Linked DNA regions of Homo sapiens: region 2 is linked to region 1. The links are chromatin contacts, found by Hi-C or POLR2A ChIA-PET in ENCODE. All regions are on one chromosome and are shown on one strand. Each heading gives the region's core, a stretch centred on a gene start or an enhancer-like site at or near the end of the contact. The rest is flanking DNA. Distances are from core to core; before and after follow the strand shown.

Region 1 (6,673 bases), core at 2,048-4,547:
GCTCCCTCATGAATGGCTTGGTGACCTCCCCCACGGTAATGAATGAATTCTCACTGTTAGTTCGCGTGAGTGAGAGCTGTTTGTTTCAGGGAGCCTGGCACCTCCTTCTCTCTCTCCTGCTCTCCCTCTCACATGGGACACACCTGCTCCCCTTTTCCTTTCACCATGATTGTAAACTTTCTGAGGCCTCACCAGAAGCAAATGTCAGTGGCATGCTTCCTGTACGGCCTGCAGAACTGTGAGCCAAATAAACCTCTTCTCTTTATAAATTACCCCGCCTCAGGTTCGCCTTTATAGCAGTGAAAACCAGACTAACACAGCATCTCAGCCCAGCTCCCCCTTCAGTGCCATACTCCAAGGCGGACCATGTGTCATCATGCCCTCACCACTTCCCAGCTGTTTGCTGTGCACTAAGGACCACACCAAGCCCTTCCTGTCACTTCCACAAGTGCTCACAACACCCAGCACTGTGTGGTTCTCATCTGAGGTGTGACAAGCTGGACATGGTGCCCAAAGTGACCCCACCAGTGAGGGGCAGCAGGACAGACTGGATGCAGGACCTGCTACAGAACTTGCCATCCCAGAGCAGAATGAAAATGTGGGTCCTTGTTGAAAAGGTGCTGAGCATCTCAGGTCAGAACTGCAGAGAATTCAGTGGAGTGCAGGGCCCTTCTGAGCGCAGGGCTGTGCAACCCACCCGGACTAGACCAATGTGTCCAGCTCCCGGTTCAGGGTCAGTGCTGACCATGGGTGGATTCTGCAACCATATGGGTTACTTGATGAGCACTAACTCACACCGGCTGTCAGACAGAGGAATGGGGAGAGTACAACGTGCCTGCTACGGTGGCTCACACACATTTTTTCCCAGCGTATTAATGGTTTGAAGCAATCGGGGGTAAGCTTTCTGCTACTTGAAAAGCAAACCTTAGTGATTTAGAAAATGCTTTCAATCCATCGAAATACCTTCCTTGAATGCAAGTAGTGGCTGGTTTAGCGGCTTGAAGAGCCACTCCACTCTGCTAGTTAAGCCACCTGCAGCATCTGTGAGTGAACATGAAGAGGCCACAGCTTGTTTCTCCCTGCTTTAAAACAATGATGAGTACATGAAGGCACACCGTGGATGCAATTTGCTTTTCATTTTCATTTTTCAAATGATCTCTATGCAAAGTGAATACGCTCCAGGACCTACAACTTCAAGAAGGAAGCCCAGGCTGCATGTTTTATGGTTGGAAAGAATGATGCTACTACCCCGGAGGCCTCCCCACCTCCTCAAGCTGGGTCCCAGCTCCCTTTCTATGCCCCCCAGCTGGCCCCTGCTTCTCCTGGGACAGGCTTTTAAACCTCTTTACGCCTCTGCTTCCTCATGAGAAAATCAGAAGGACACTCGCCCCTACTCCACAGAATTCCAGGGCGATGAGTACCTGGTGCCGGGCCTACTCTAGGCTCTCAGTATGTGTCCAAGTTCCTCACTGGGGGTCCCATGTGTGCAGTGATTTATATAATGGCCCTCCTCTGAGCTCTGCCCTAGCAGAAACCCACCACATGTGCCACTGCGTTCTTGAAATGGGACTTATCCCAACTGAGATCGACTTTAAGTGTAAAATCCACATCAGATTTCTAAGAGTTTACAAAAAAAGCAAAATAACTCATTTATATTCTTATATTGATGATATGTTGAAATGATAATATTTTGGACATATCGGGTTACATAAATATTAATGAAACTAGCATTACTGGTTTCATTCTATTTTTTTTAATGTGGCTACTAGAAAACATCAACTTAGGCACATAACTCATTTTATATTTCTTTTGGACAGGGGAGGTGTAGACCAGGGGCCAGCAAACTTTTTCTGTAAAGGACCAGAGAGTAATTGTTTCTGGCTTTGTGGGCCAGATGATCGCTGTCAGACCTGCTAAACTCTGCCACTGCAGCCTGAAAGCTGCCACAGAGACTATATAAGCAAGTGGGTGTGGCCGTGTGCCAATAAAACTTTATTTACAGTATCAGGCAGTGGGCCAGATTTGGCCTGCAAGCTGGAGTTTGCACTGTGAGCCCCATGAGGGCAGCAGGGACTCGCTTCCTCACCGCTCTCCTCTCTGCACCTCACAGAGGACCCAGCACAGAGTAAGTGTTCTGTAAATATCTGATGACTCAGCAGATGAAGTTTGTCTAAATCTGGTAAAAAGTATTATTGTTTAATTGAGAAAGGGATAGACTCTGTATTAAAAGGATAAATGTTGCCCTGTGTGACAGCAAATATATGATTTACAGGGTCAGAAATGTACATCCCTGCCCTTAGCTCACTGAGCCATGACTCCAGCAGACAGAGTAATGCAATGTGGGGAGGACAGGCCACTGTGTGCAGGCTGTGTCCACCTGTGCTTGTCAGGGGCCACCTTTCCCTTCTCAGCAGGGTCCTTGCAACCTGAGAGTGGTGTGGGATGCTTCTGTCTCCCAAGCGCCCTCTCTGAGGGCCCCTGCATGGCAGCACACATAGGAGAGATGCTGTTTCTCTCCCCTACCTGCTCTCCTCCACACAGCGTGTCCTACAGCCAGGGCCTCAGGCCAGCTTCAGGCCTGTAGCCTGCTACCCTGAAGGTCTCCAGGGGAGAAAAGACTGACAGTCCAGCCTGATTCTCTCCTCTCATCCCTGCTTGTCCTCTCTCTCCTCCTTGGAAGGGCAGGACACACAGATATACACACACAGACAGAGGGAAAACTGCAGCTATTTAGCTCCGTTTTATCTGCTTCCTCTCAACAAGCAACTCTTCACCATCTCCACCATCTCACTTTCTCCCCTACTGACCCTTCAAGCAGGGCTCACAGGAGCCCCCCAGGCTTCTGCTTTCTCACCACCGCCTTCACATGCCCTCCCACTTGCTCACCAGGCCACCAGGCTCAGTTCTATGGGCACCGTGCCCAAAGGACCTGGCCACACAACAGCTGCATTCCGTGGGGCTGATGCCCCGTGCGGTTATGTTAGGAGCTGGACTCCTATCCAACCTCCCCTGAGGGAGAGGATGCACACCTCTGCATTTCTCAACGAGGTCCCAGGCCCCCTCTAGCATCTGCCACCGATAAGCCCTCGGTAAATGCCTGCTTGTTTCCATCCTAATAATGAGGAACAATCATAAGTATCAGAGCGGCCATTCCCCAGAGCTTATTCGGGGCTGGGCACTGAACTGAGCCCCCCACAGGCAACACCTCACTTACCTCTCACCGAGGAGGGAGGCGGAGTTTGCATCTGTCTTTGGAGGTGAGTGGCCTGAGACGCGGAGGTGAAGTGGCTTCTCCAGGGCCTGCTTGTAGGAGCCGGCGGTGCTGGAATGGAAACTCAGTCTGACTGACTCACAAGCCCCAGTTCTTACTTTGTTTGTAGAACTGTGAGTGTCCATGCCCACTCTCACTCTTGCAAGTTCAAGATCACCGAAATGAGTGTTTCCTGAATGCCTGAGCTTCCCGTTGAAGAAGTCCTGTGCCCACTGGCACAGATCACCATGGCTGTTCAAGACCCATTCCCATTCTCTGTGGACAGGGCTTTACTCCTCCCGGCTCTCCCCTGGACTCTGCTATCTGAATCATTCTGCTCCCCTCCCCCTGCCATACATGTGCCACAAAAACCACTGCTAATTCCAAGAGTTTACTTTCAAAAGAATTTCATTTGAGTTTACAAGAAGGTAACAGAAGCCCTTTGATCTCAACAAGGCACGTCCTGTTTCATTCCACGGTTTATGAAACAATTTTAGACTAATTATTTTTGACAACTTGCAAATGTTTGTAAACTTCTTCAAGAAGGAAATGGCACAATTATGTCTTCCTCTGACATACAGAGAAGGAAGTTTCCTTTGTGCTGAATGGCTGACGTCTGTTCCCCCAGGAGAATTTGGAAGCCTTGATCTTCTGAGGTGCTCTGGTTTCTGCTGAGATACAGAATGAATCAAATTGTCCTCTGAGCCGGTGTGAGTTAAATTTAACGAAGCAGGTGAAAAGCCACTGTGGTCAGAACTGTTCACTGTGGTGACATCCTTTGTCACATGGGCGTGATGGTCACGGTCAGATGCCAGCCCTCTCCCAGCATCTGTGCTGTTTACCTGTGTCTGTGCCCATAGCTGTATAGCTGCTGATAAACAAGCCTTGCCACTAAAAAGAACCTGGGTTCTTCATCTGCTTCAGCATTAAAGAAAATCATCTCAAATCATGGCTATTTGCAATGTGCCTGAGCAAGTCTGGGAGCTTGAAGAAACCCCCAGATCCTGGAAATGATAAATTAAAAACCACAGAATTGCAGCGAAGCAAAGTGAGGCCCCTGGGTTCAATACTACAGAGAAGTAGATTTGGGGTGGTCCCTCCACAGCCCAACTCACATTCTAATGCCCTTTTGATTATTGACCGTTGTTAATTCAAGTATATGCACAGCAAGCAGGTAGAAATATTGCCAAGCCAACCAATTCTTAATCCCTAGCTAATTCCTGGTCAACTAACTATATCCTTCCTTTATTAAAAAGAAAAGAAAAGAAAAGAAAAGAAAAGAAAAGAAAAGAAAAAGGCATTCCAAATCTTTTGTTGAAAACAAATTGCCAACTGAAGAAAAGAACTTTTTCTTCCCTTGAGACCAATGAGCTGAATTTTACACTCTGGCCCAATAAAAGGAATCACTCTCTGCTTCTCTCAAATATTTTTCCAGGGCACCAACAAAGTTCTCATTATTTTCAACATAAATCTGTTTTGTAATTTTTGGATGAAAAGTTCCTTTTCACTGCTGCGACTATAAGAAGAAATTCTCAATACTCACCATTAGGAGACAGTCACAAAAGCAGAAGCTTCGTCAAGCTGGTCCCTTTCTAGAAAGGTAATAAAGACAAACTTCAGATTTTTAATTTTTAAAATGGGACCAGTAGAAGTAGAAATGACGGGCAGGTATTTCTAGCATCACCCACTGAGGGTGCTTCCACCTAGGGAGAAACAGCGAGTGTCTCAGGGCGGGCTGATCTTTAGAAGGGAGGAAGCCCACTCACACTGGCCCAAGAAGGGGCTTAATATCAGGAATGTCAAGGAATTGAAGAAGACAAAGCAGCCGGCCTCCAGCAAGACAAGCAGGAAACAGAAGTCCCCTGGAGACGTGGCCAGCCCCACCTGAGCACCTGGGACCCTTCACACCCATTAAGGGGTGCAAGATGCAGCACCCAAAGCCCAACCCCAGCCCTGCCCTCATGCACCAATTTGGGGGCAAATGAGGGCATCTGTCATCTCTCCCAGAGTATAGACATACATGTCCCTCCTTTCCACTTCTACTGGTCCATTTAAAAATTAAACATCTGGGTCAAATGGTATTTCTAGTTCTAGATCCCTGAGGAATATACCCAAAGGACTATAAATCATGCTGCTATAAAGACACATGCACACATATGTTTATTGCGGCATTATTCACAATAGCAAAGACTTGGAACCAACCCAAATGTCCAACAATGATAGACTGGATTAAGAAAATGTGGCACATATACACCATGGAATACTATGCAGCCATAAAAAATGATGAGTTCATGTCCTTTGTAGGGACATGGATGAAATTGGAAATCATCATTCTCAGTAAACTATCGCAAGAACAAAAAACCAAACACTGCATGTTCTCACTCATAGGTGGGAATTGAACAATGAGAACACATGGACACAGGAAGGGGAACATCACACTCTGGGGACTGTTGTGGGGTGGCGGGAGCGGGGAGGGATAGCATTGGGAGATATACCTAATGCTAGATGACGAGTTAGTGGGTGCAGCGCACCAGCATGGCACATGTATACATATGTAACTAACCTGCACATTGTGCACATGTACCCTAAAACTTAAAGTATAAAACTAAATAAATAAATAAATAAAAATTAAACATCTGAAGTTTGTCTTTGTTACAGATGTAAACATCTGAAGTTTGTTTCTAGAAAGATACCAGCTTGGCCAAGTTTCTGCTTTTGTGATTGGCTCACAATGGTGAGTTAGTTGCATGCCAGCATCACAGCTTTGACCCATCCCCTGCACAGCACTGCACAGATCACCTGCACCATCGTTGACTCATTTCTTTTCTGTCGATCTACAAATAATAAGACCATTTAACAATTAAAAAACTATGACTTCCTTAGGGAGGGCAATTTGACAATGTCTGCCAAAATTAGAAGTTAATGTTCTCTTTTACTTAGCAACGCCACTTCCCAGATATGCTCCTATGCATGTGGGTCGATGTAAGTACAAGCTATTCCCAGCTACTCTGTTTACAGCATCAAAGACCACAGCACCTTAAGTGTCCATTAGTAGGGGATGGTTGAATGAACTGTGGTACATCCAGAAAATGGAATTCTATACAGCAGAAAAAAAGAATGAGGAAATATACAGATAGGGAATGATCACCAGGGTATACTGTTATGCCAAAAAGATACAGAACAGTTCATAAAGTATGCTACCATTTGTGTAGAAAACTGTTGAGGGAGAACATATATTTATAACAGGTTGTATTTGCATAAACTCTTTGGAAGGATGAACAGAAGTCAGTGGTAACACAGTGTGGGTAGGAGCTGGGTGGCAGGAGACAGATGGCAGGCAGAGTTTTCAATACAAACCTTTTGATTTACATTGATTTTTGAGCTGAGTGAGTGTCCTATCTGGCCAAAAATAAACAAAGCAAT
Region 2 (7,067 bases), core at 2,504-5,003, 46 kb after region 1:
ATGCACATGCATAAATGTGTATATATGTGTGTATATATGCATGCATGAGCATATTTAAATATAGATGTGTGTATATGTTTACATAGGTGTATGTGGGCATGTATGTGCATATATGTATAGGCATGTGCATATAGGTGTGTGTTTATACATAGACATGTGAGTATATATGTATATATCTATATGTGTATATATGTATTATACATATATGTAGATGTGGGCATAAGTATTTGTGAGTACATGCATGTGTACTGTATATGTACGCATCTATAAGGATGTACATTTATGTATCTGTAGGTCTATATGTGCATGTGCATGTGAGTGTATGTGTGTACATGTGTATACATAGGTATGTGTGTATATATGAATGTGTGTCTGTATGTGTATTCATCGTGTGTATATGTGTGTCCATGTGTGCATGTGTTCCTGTGTGTGCATATGTGTTCCTGTGTGTGCATATATGTACATACGTGTGTGTCCACAGCTGGGTTGTGAGAGTCACACAGCAGGAAACAGGTGTTCCCTGACTGCGTCCCCAGAACGTATTCTCCGAGGGCCTCTCAATGACTCTCTGCTGGCCTCACTTTCAGGCCCCCACGCTGGGTCTTATCCCACCTCTCCCTGCCCTCGGCTCCTTCTTTGCACAGGTTCCCATTCACCAGAGGCCCCCGGCTTCCTCCCCACACCAGGTTACCTTGGGAAGTGGGAAAGCCGGAAGAGGAGACCTCACAGCAGAGCCTACCAACAGCTGCTCAGTGGCAGGACCCAGGGCGGCTGCAAGGAAATGAAATCCCCTCTCACTTAACAGCCTAATAAGGATTTGAACCTGAGTCTGCCAGGAATTTCAGTTTAACTGCTTTCTCAGATGTGAAGAACATGTCTGGGCTTTCAAGCATGCCCCAGGGAGGAGCCGCGACAGGCTGAAGGGGAGGATGGCGCCTGTTGCTGAGGCTCCACCTGCCTGAGCTTCTCTGTGAGGCCCCGGAAAACAGCACAGGCCTGGCAGGGGAGCTAGATGTGCAGATGAGAGGGGGCAGCCGCCCCAGGAGACCAGCGCTTGTTGCGGGGAAATGATGTCAGCAAGACGCAGCGGCAGCAGCAGCAAGGAGTCACTTAAGGACATTTCCAGCTGCCCTGGGCAACCTGATCCTCCTGGGAGAGGGGCCCACAGACTCAGAAGGGCTGCAACGCTCAGAGCCCAATCCTCAGGGCTGCGCACTTAGCCAGACAGGCTGAGCTGCATGAAACTGCTTTGTCATTCACACTGGGCCATTCACACTCTCCCAAGTGGAGTCCTCACCCCTGATCTGCCGGTTGGTGGCCAGGCCCAGGGCCCCTCACTTCCTCCTTCCGCCTCATGTGTTCTGCTCAGCCACATTGGCCTCCTTCTAGTTCTTCAACAAGAGGCTCATCCCCCTCCCAGGGTTTGCTCTGGTGCTCCCTCTGCCTGGAGTGCCCTTCCCAGCTCCTCACAGGTGCGGCTTGTTCTGGGCAGTCAGGTGCTTCAGGCTTCCCTGCCCCCCTGCCACCAGCCTCCTATTTAATTTCATTCTTGCAGCTGGCCCTTTTCTACTTTGTCGTGTTTAACTCCCTACCATTTATTTTTCTCCTCTCTCCCTGGAAGGCGAGCTCCCTGGTCATCGTGGGCCTTCCGTGTGTTTCTCATGCTGCGTCCTCAGAGCCTAGAGGCATGGAGTAGCTGCTCACTGAATCCTCACAGAATGAATGAATGATTGACCACACCCATCACATTAGGCCTTATGGGATTATTATCAAGAACGCCCTATTTAATGATGGGGACATGCTGCCCCACTTCCATCCCTGGGCCTTGGTGCACAGGCCAGAAAGTCCGAGACAGACCATCTGTCCTCCCTACAGGGGACCAACTTGCACAAACAAATGGGCATCAGCACCCACTGGGAGCAGCCGTGACCCCTGGGTCCTCGGTACCAGCCACAAAGCCAGTTCTGAGTTTGTTCAGAATCCTGCTTAGAATGAAGGATGCTCCTACACCAGAGATCTCTTAATACGACCACCAAACACCACGGGATTTTCAAAGGTAGCTGCCACAGCCGCCGCACACAAGCTCTGTTCCTGGCTTGCTTCTGCCATCTGCTGGCCAGTTGATAAAAGGCACCGGGGGTTATTTTCCAGTCTCTCTGAGGCTCTTGTTTTGTGGGAGGAACTCATCACCACCTTTATCTTCACAAGGGCTGCTTGGCAGACCTGTCCCATAAGTAGTGCAACTTGGGAAGATCCTAGGCCTCTTGTGGGTAGGGCAGTCATCCAGTCCTGCATCTTATGACTTCACACGTTACAAACGTTAACTTGCTAAACACTCAATGTGAAACCTAGGAGTAAGGGACAATTATCTTTACTATCTACAAACAAGGATGTTCAGGCACAGAGAGGCTCAGTACATTGTGCAAAGTCACACAGCTACAGAGTTGTGAAGCCGAGATTGGAACTCAAGCAATAAGGCACTTTGATGGCAGGCACCTTAATGGGGGGTGGGGGAACACCCTTTACCAACAACCATGCAAATGGCCCAGGTGCTCCTGTGACCCCTGATCCCAGGGGCTCCACCAGAGCACCAGAGAGAGAGGGATGTGGGAAGAGCAGAGGACAGAAGAGGACACGTGCATCTAACCACTCGGAGGACAGGAGAAGGCACCCTAACCTTCTGAGCTGCCATCTTCCAATCAGGAGGAGGGGAGCACTGGATACATAATCTCAAGGCTTTCCCTACAGTTCTCTCAACAGGACAGACAGGCAGGGGTGCACAGTGGTTAGAGCACAGGCTTTTTGGTCAGACAGAACTGGGTTAAAGATCAGACACGTCCACTCACTCTCAATGAGTCCATATCTGTAAGCCTAAGCTTCCGTCCTCACACATGTTGATAAAAGAAAAAGAAAAAAAAAGGCCAAGTGCAAAGCTTTTAGCATTGTTTCTGGTTCAGGGTATGGACTTAATACTGTTTTCTATCATTATAACCACACTAAAGGCTCTGAGAAGTCCTGCAGGAAGGAAAACTACTTGTCTTTATCTCAGCCATCCCCAAGCTAGCTGCCCACAGAGCCACCATGGAGCCCACAGCTCTGTCACCCCACAGGGCCCATGTGCCTGGCCCATTCATGTTCCCTCACACGGGAGCCTCAGGCCCCAGTGGAAACAGACTCAGGAGACAAACCCAGGCCTCCTGCTCCCAGCTCCCCACTCTGTCCTTCTGCTTCTACATCCAACTACCCCCAAAGCAGTTTCTACAATCCATAAACAAAAGAATTCAGAGACAATTCTCCAGGGCTCCCAAGACGACATATTTCATCTGTGGCTTCTACAGTGCTTATTTGTCAGTTTTACAGACCAGAGGCAATTAAGAGTCTAAGGCCGAGAAGGCTGTTTTTAATAATTCTGTCATTATTCTCAATTTTCAGCACCACCACACATGAAAAACCCATTTCCAATTCCCTTAAAGGTGTTAAATGGTTTTTGCACTGTGTTGCAAAAGTTTGCCGTCCGCCAAACTGCTACAAAGTGGGCTTGTAGCGTCCGGTCCTGAGCTGTGGGAACGACTTGGTCGGGGCTGATCCGCTGGAGCCCAGCTCTTTCCCCAAGCGTTCAATTCCCAGCACATGCCGCGTGGGTCACTGTGGATTTCAGGGTGGACTCACCGCGCTGCTGGGTGTTGCAGTCCACGCGATTTCACAAGACTCCATGCAGGACACCTCCACCCGGCCCAGGCTCAGGCAGGATATGAACAGGAAACCACTGTTTCCTGCCGATCAACACCCAGGAACTGATGAAGTAACCCAGTGCCCAGCCCCTCTGACAGCCACAGAGCCAAGAAGAGGGAAGTGAGGTGGCATCCAAGGCAGCCCCTGAAAGAACTAAGCAAGGCAAGTTCAAGGGGTTCAGGGCTCTGCAGCAGCTGATGGGGAGCAGGGAGGAGCATTCCGTTTTCAGGGCATTGAAAGTCCTTGAAAGGAGAAAATTTTATAAGGAATGACAAGGCCTGGATGCAGAAGGTGGGAGACCCCTGCCCTTGATAACCGTCATAGTTACCAATGACAACTATGATAAAGAGATGACTTTCTGTGGCTCCCACTTGCTGCCCTCTGTGGTTCCAGGCACATCACAGAGAACTCTTCATTTTCATGAGGCCCCATAAGGACATCCCTATTACTATGATCCTTATCAATATCCTGATGTTACAAATGAGGGAACCAGGACACAGAGACGCTGAGGAACTTGTCTGAAGTTACATGGTGGAGACATAGCCTGGGACGCAGCAGTGAGAGGGACAGACGAGCCCTGCCCCTGTGCACCAAGCCATCTGCTGGGGACGCAGAAATCAAACAGCTCGTGGCTGCCCTTGTGCCCAGCGCTGTGGGCATGAGCGAGCTGCTTTGAAGAGACAGCGTGGTGACCTGCCCTGCTGGCCCAGGCAGCATCACACGGCAAGAAGGCGGGCTTTGAAGGGTTTTAAACAGAGTCGTGTTCCCACGTCTGCAGTGAGAGGGCTGCAAGCCTTTGTGTTTTTCACACGGTGTTACACAGCGTTGGGGTCCACGGACCTGCCTCGGAAGCTGCTCATGGGCAAATGGACGACCACGGGTGGGGAAGGAAATTTCCCCCAAACACACACATGCTTCACCCAGAGCAGCCAAGCTGTTTGTGTGTTTGTGTGTATTCACGTGTGTATGTGTGTGTGTGTGTCTTATGCCTAATGGTTCATTGAGTTTAAGGATCTCTCAGCTCCCTTGCAGCACAAATGTTTCATAATTTGGTGGTTAGCGCGCAGTGACCAGGCAATACAGGTTCATCAAAATGCACCAATGAGACAGAGACAGGAGAGGATGTTTTGGCAGCAGACAGACATCCAGGAGGCCTAGCACACCCCCATCCCCCGGCCCCAACCTCAGAGAGATAATCAGGGGAGCAAAGGGCATTAGTATGAAACGACCAAAGAGACTTAGCGAGCAACGTCAGACTCCCTGCAACACGCGTGCTGATGGGACAGAGGGGGAGTTATTTTTATACTTCAGAAATAACCAAGCATTCTGCATGCCCAAAGCCAGTTTGGGTTTTAAATACCTTTCATAATTTTTCTGACTATGGAGGTAATACATCCTCAGGGCATAAAATTTAGAAATTATAGAAGAGTATTTTTAAAAATCCAACCATTGAGCAATAACCATTATAAAAATCTTACTGTTTTCCTTTCTTGTCATTTATCTAGGCTCATACAGATATTTGGGGCTTTTTTCACAAAACTAGGAAAATGTTAAAATATATATTCTAATATTGTCTCGATTTTATTATTAGATTTATCATAACCATAAAAGATTTGAACACTTTTAACGACAGCGTATTATTCCATTTCCATGGAATTACTGTAATGAATCTCCTACTGTTGGGTTTCAGTTGCTTCCAAATTTGAATGTAAATAATTTGGGGGCAGTTCTCACTCCATCAATGGCAGACTAGGTTGAATACAGCCGAGGTTTTGCAGGCACACACTATGCCCAAATTAAAGCCACAGCCCAGGATGTTGGCCATGGAGAGATGATGCTTTCAACTGTATCAACTCTTGAAGCTGGTGAACCATGGCTTCTCCCCTTCAGGCGCTGGCAGACCTTCTCCTCACACTCTTGGCTCTTTGCTGGGCTGACAACTCCCTACTTGCCCTGCAGGCCTTCCCTGAGCTCTGGGGTCTTCTTTCTGCCCCCTTCCATAGCTCCCCGTGGCTGCCACATCTCAGCACTGACATCCTACGTGGCTCTTTGTCCACACCTAGCTCCCTAGACCATGCACCCCTTGTGAGCTAGGTCTTTGTCTTCCACATGGAAGTTCTCACTAAACACTTGAATAAAGGAATGAATAAACAAATGAATGAACAAACAATCTAACAAAGAAGGAGCACATGGGCTGACCTTGCAGGGCTCTCACGCCAAATCCTGGAGGCGCCTTCTGCAGCCGTTTCTGTCTCCCAGCCAGTCCACCTGTTGCTCGGGCTGCTACTCAGAAGTGGCGCGTACAGGAAGCACGTGCTTGTTTGTGCTGGCCCCATGTTTGTTTGCATTTAGGATCACGGAGTTTACTCAATTAATAAATAGAGTGGAGAGGGGGTACTGCCTCTGTTTGGCAGACAAAACAAACAGAGGAGAGGGGAAGATGTCCAGGGCAGATTTCTCCCGCTTTCAATCTTAAATAAATAACCAGTTTCCCGATGCTAATTTTTCCTCTTTATGATCTTGTCTATCTGTGCACAGACGATGAGGTCTGATCCCTTGTGGTCCCAAATGCCACGTGGCAGTGAGCTTCCAGGCCACGTCCCTATTGCGCCAGAAGAGCCCATGTGTGTCTTTGTGAGCATGTTCATAGTTAACCTTGTTGATCATTACATGAACGTGTTTAATCCTTACCACAAGCCTGGGAGATAGGAACTCTTACTGTCCAAATTGCACAGATGGGCAAGCCGAGACACAGAGAGGTAATGTAACTTGCTCAAGACCACACAGCCAGCAATGGCAGAGCCTGGATTTTAATCCTGACAATCTAACTTCAAAACCTATACCTGTGATCACCAGCTAGTCCTCAATAGCCAATGTGCTGATTTCTAAAGAAATTCCAGCACATTCCCGCCATATATAAGCAGCCTGTTATTCCCAGGGAATATAAATGCCTTGGGTTTAATTTAATGAAAGCTGTTATTGGAAAAGATACACCAAGATAATTAATTTCTTAAACAATGGAAATGAGGCTGCGGTTGTGTACAATTTTGTTTTTAACTGGAGGTCTCCCACCTCTGGAAGAGGGTATGCTAGAAAGCTGAGAATCCCAGGAAGAGAACTGGTAGGTGAGTCTGGAGGCTGCATGAGCCTCAGGGTCATGGAAGGTGTGCCAGTGTGTGGGTGCCAGACCCAGAAGAGGGTGCCAAGATCACCTGGAGCAGAGCATCCAGGGAGCTGGGCAAAGCTCTCAGAGATCTTTCCCTGCTTTGAAATGAGACAACCAATCCAGGGTATAAGTCCATGCTGGAGCCATGGCAAAGAAGAACTAGGACCCA

The links. A loop is a pair of places that touch in the nucleus more often than their neighbours do. ChIA-PET counts read pairs that join two places held with the same protein, here RNA polymerase II (POLR2A). Pooled maps may share reads with other maps.
Region 2: a loop to region 1 is called in a map of CD14-positive monocyte, with 2.3 times the contacts of the local background. The contact joins the promoter of LINC02910 here to the enhancer-like site in region 1. A Hi-C loop is called at or near these places in 5 of 168 maps with a recorded cell type or tissue (CD14-positive monocyte, aorta and gastrocnemius medialis) and 7 of 50 pooled maps. POLR2A ChIA-PET finds 5 or more read pairs at or near these places in 2 of 52 experiments (activated T-cell and common myeloid progenitor, CD34-positive).

What each region holds. Positions count from the first base shown.
Region 1 is chr20:60,098,340-60,105,012 of GRCh38, reverse strand. LOC729296 (a long non-coding RNA gene) reads right to left here. Exons shown (of 5, transcript NR_109918.1): 3 at 6,050-6,084; 4 at 4,794-4,842; 5 at 3,626-3,921. Among named protein-coding and RNA genes, the nearest start is that of MIR646HG, 37 kb to the left of the region's middle. RefSeq lists a silencer at 2,360-2,515. Within about 2 kb of position 3,297, at least 2 of the 41 ENCODE cell types and tissues checked have a DNase peak (open chromatin) inside an H3K27ac peak, as active enhancers do.
Region 2 is chr20:60,052,611-60,059,677 of GRCh38, reverse strand. LINC02910 (long intergenic non-protein coding RNA 2910) reads right to left here and starts at 3,753. Exons shown (of 4, transcript NR_161293.1): 1 at 3,670-3,753; 2 at 692-771. RefSeq lists enhancers at 973-1,222, 929-1,730, 1,826-2,005, 2,016-2,065.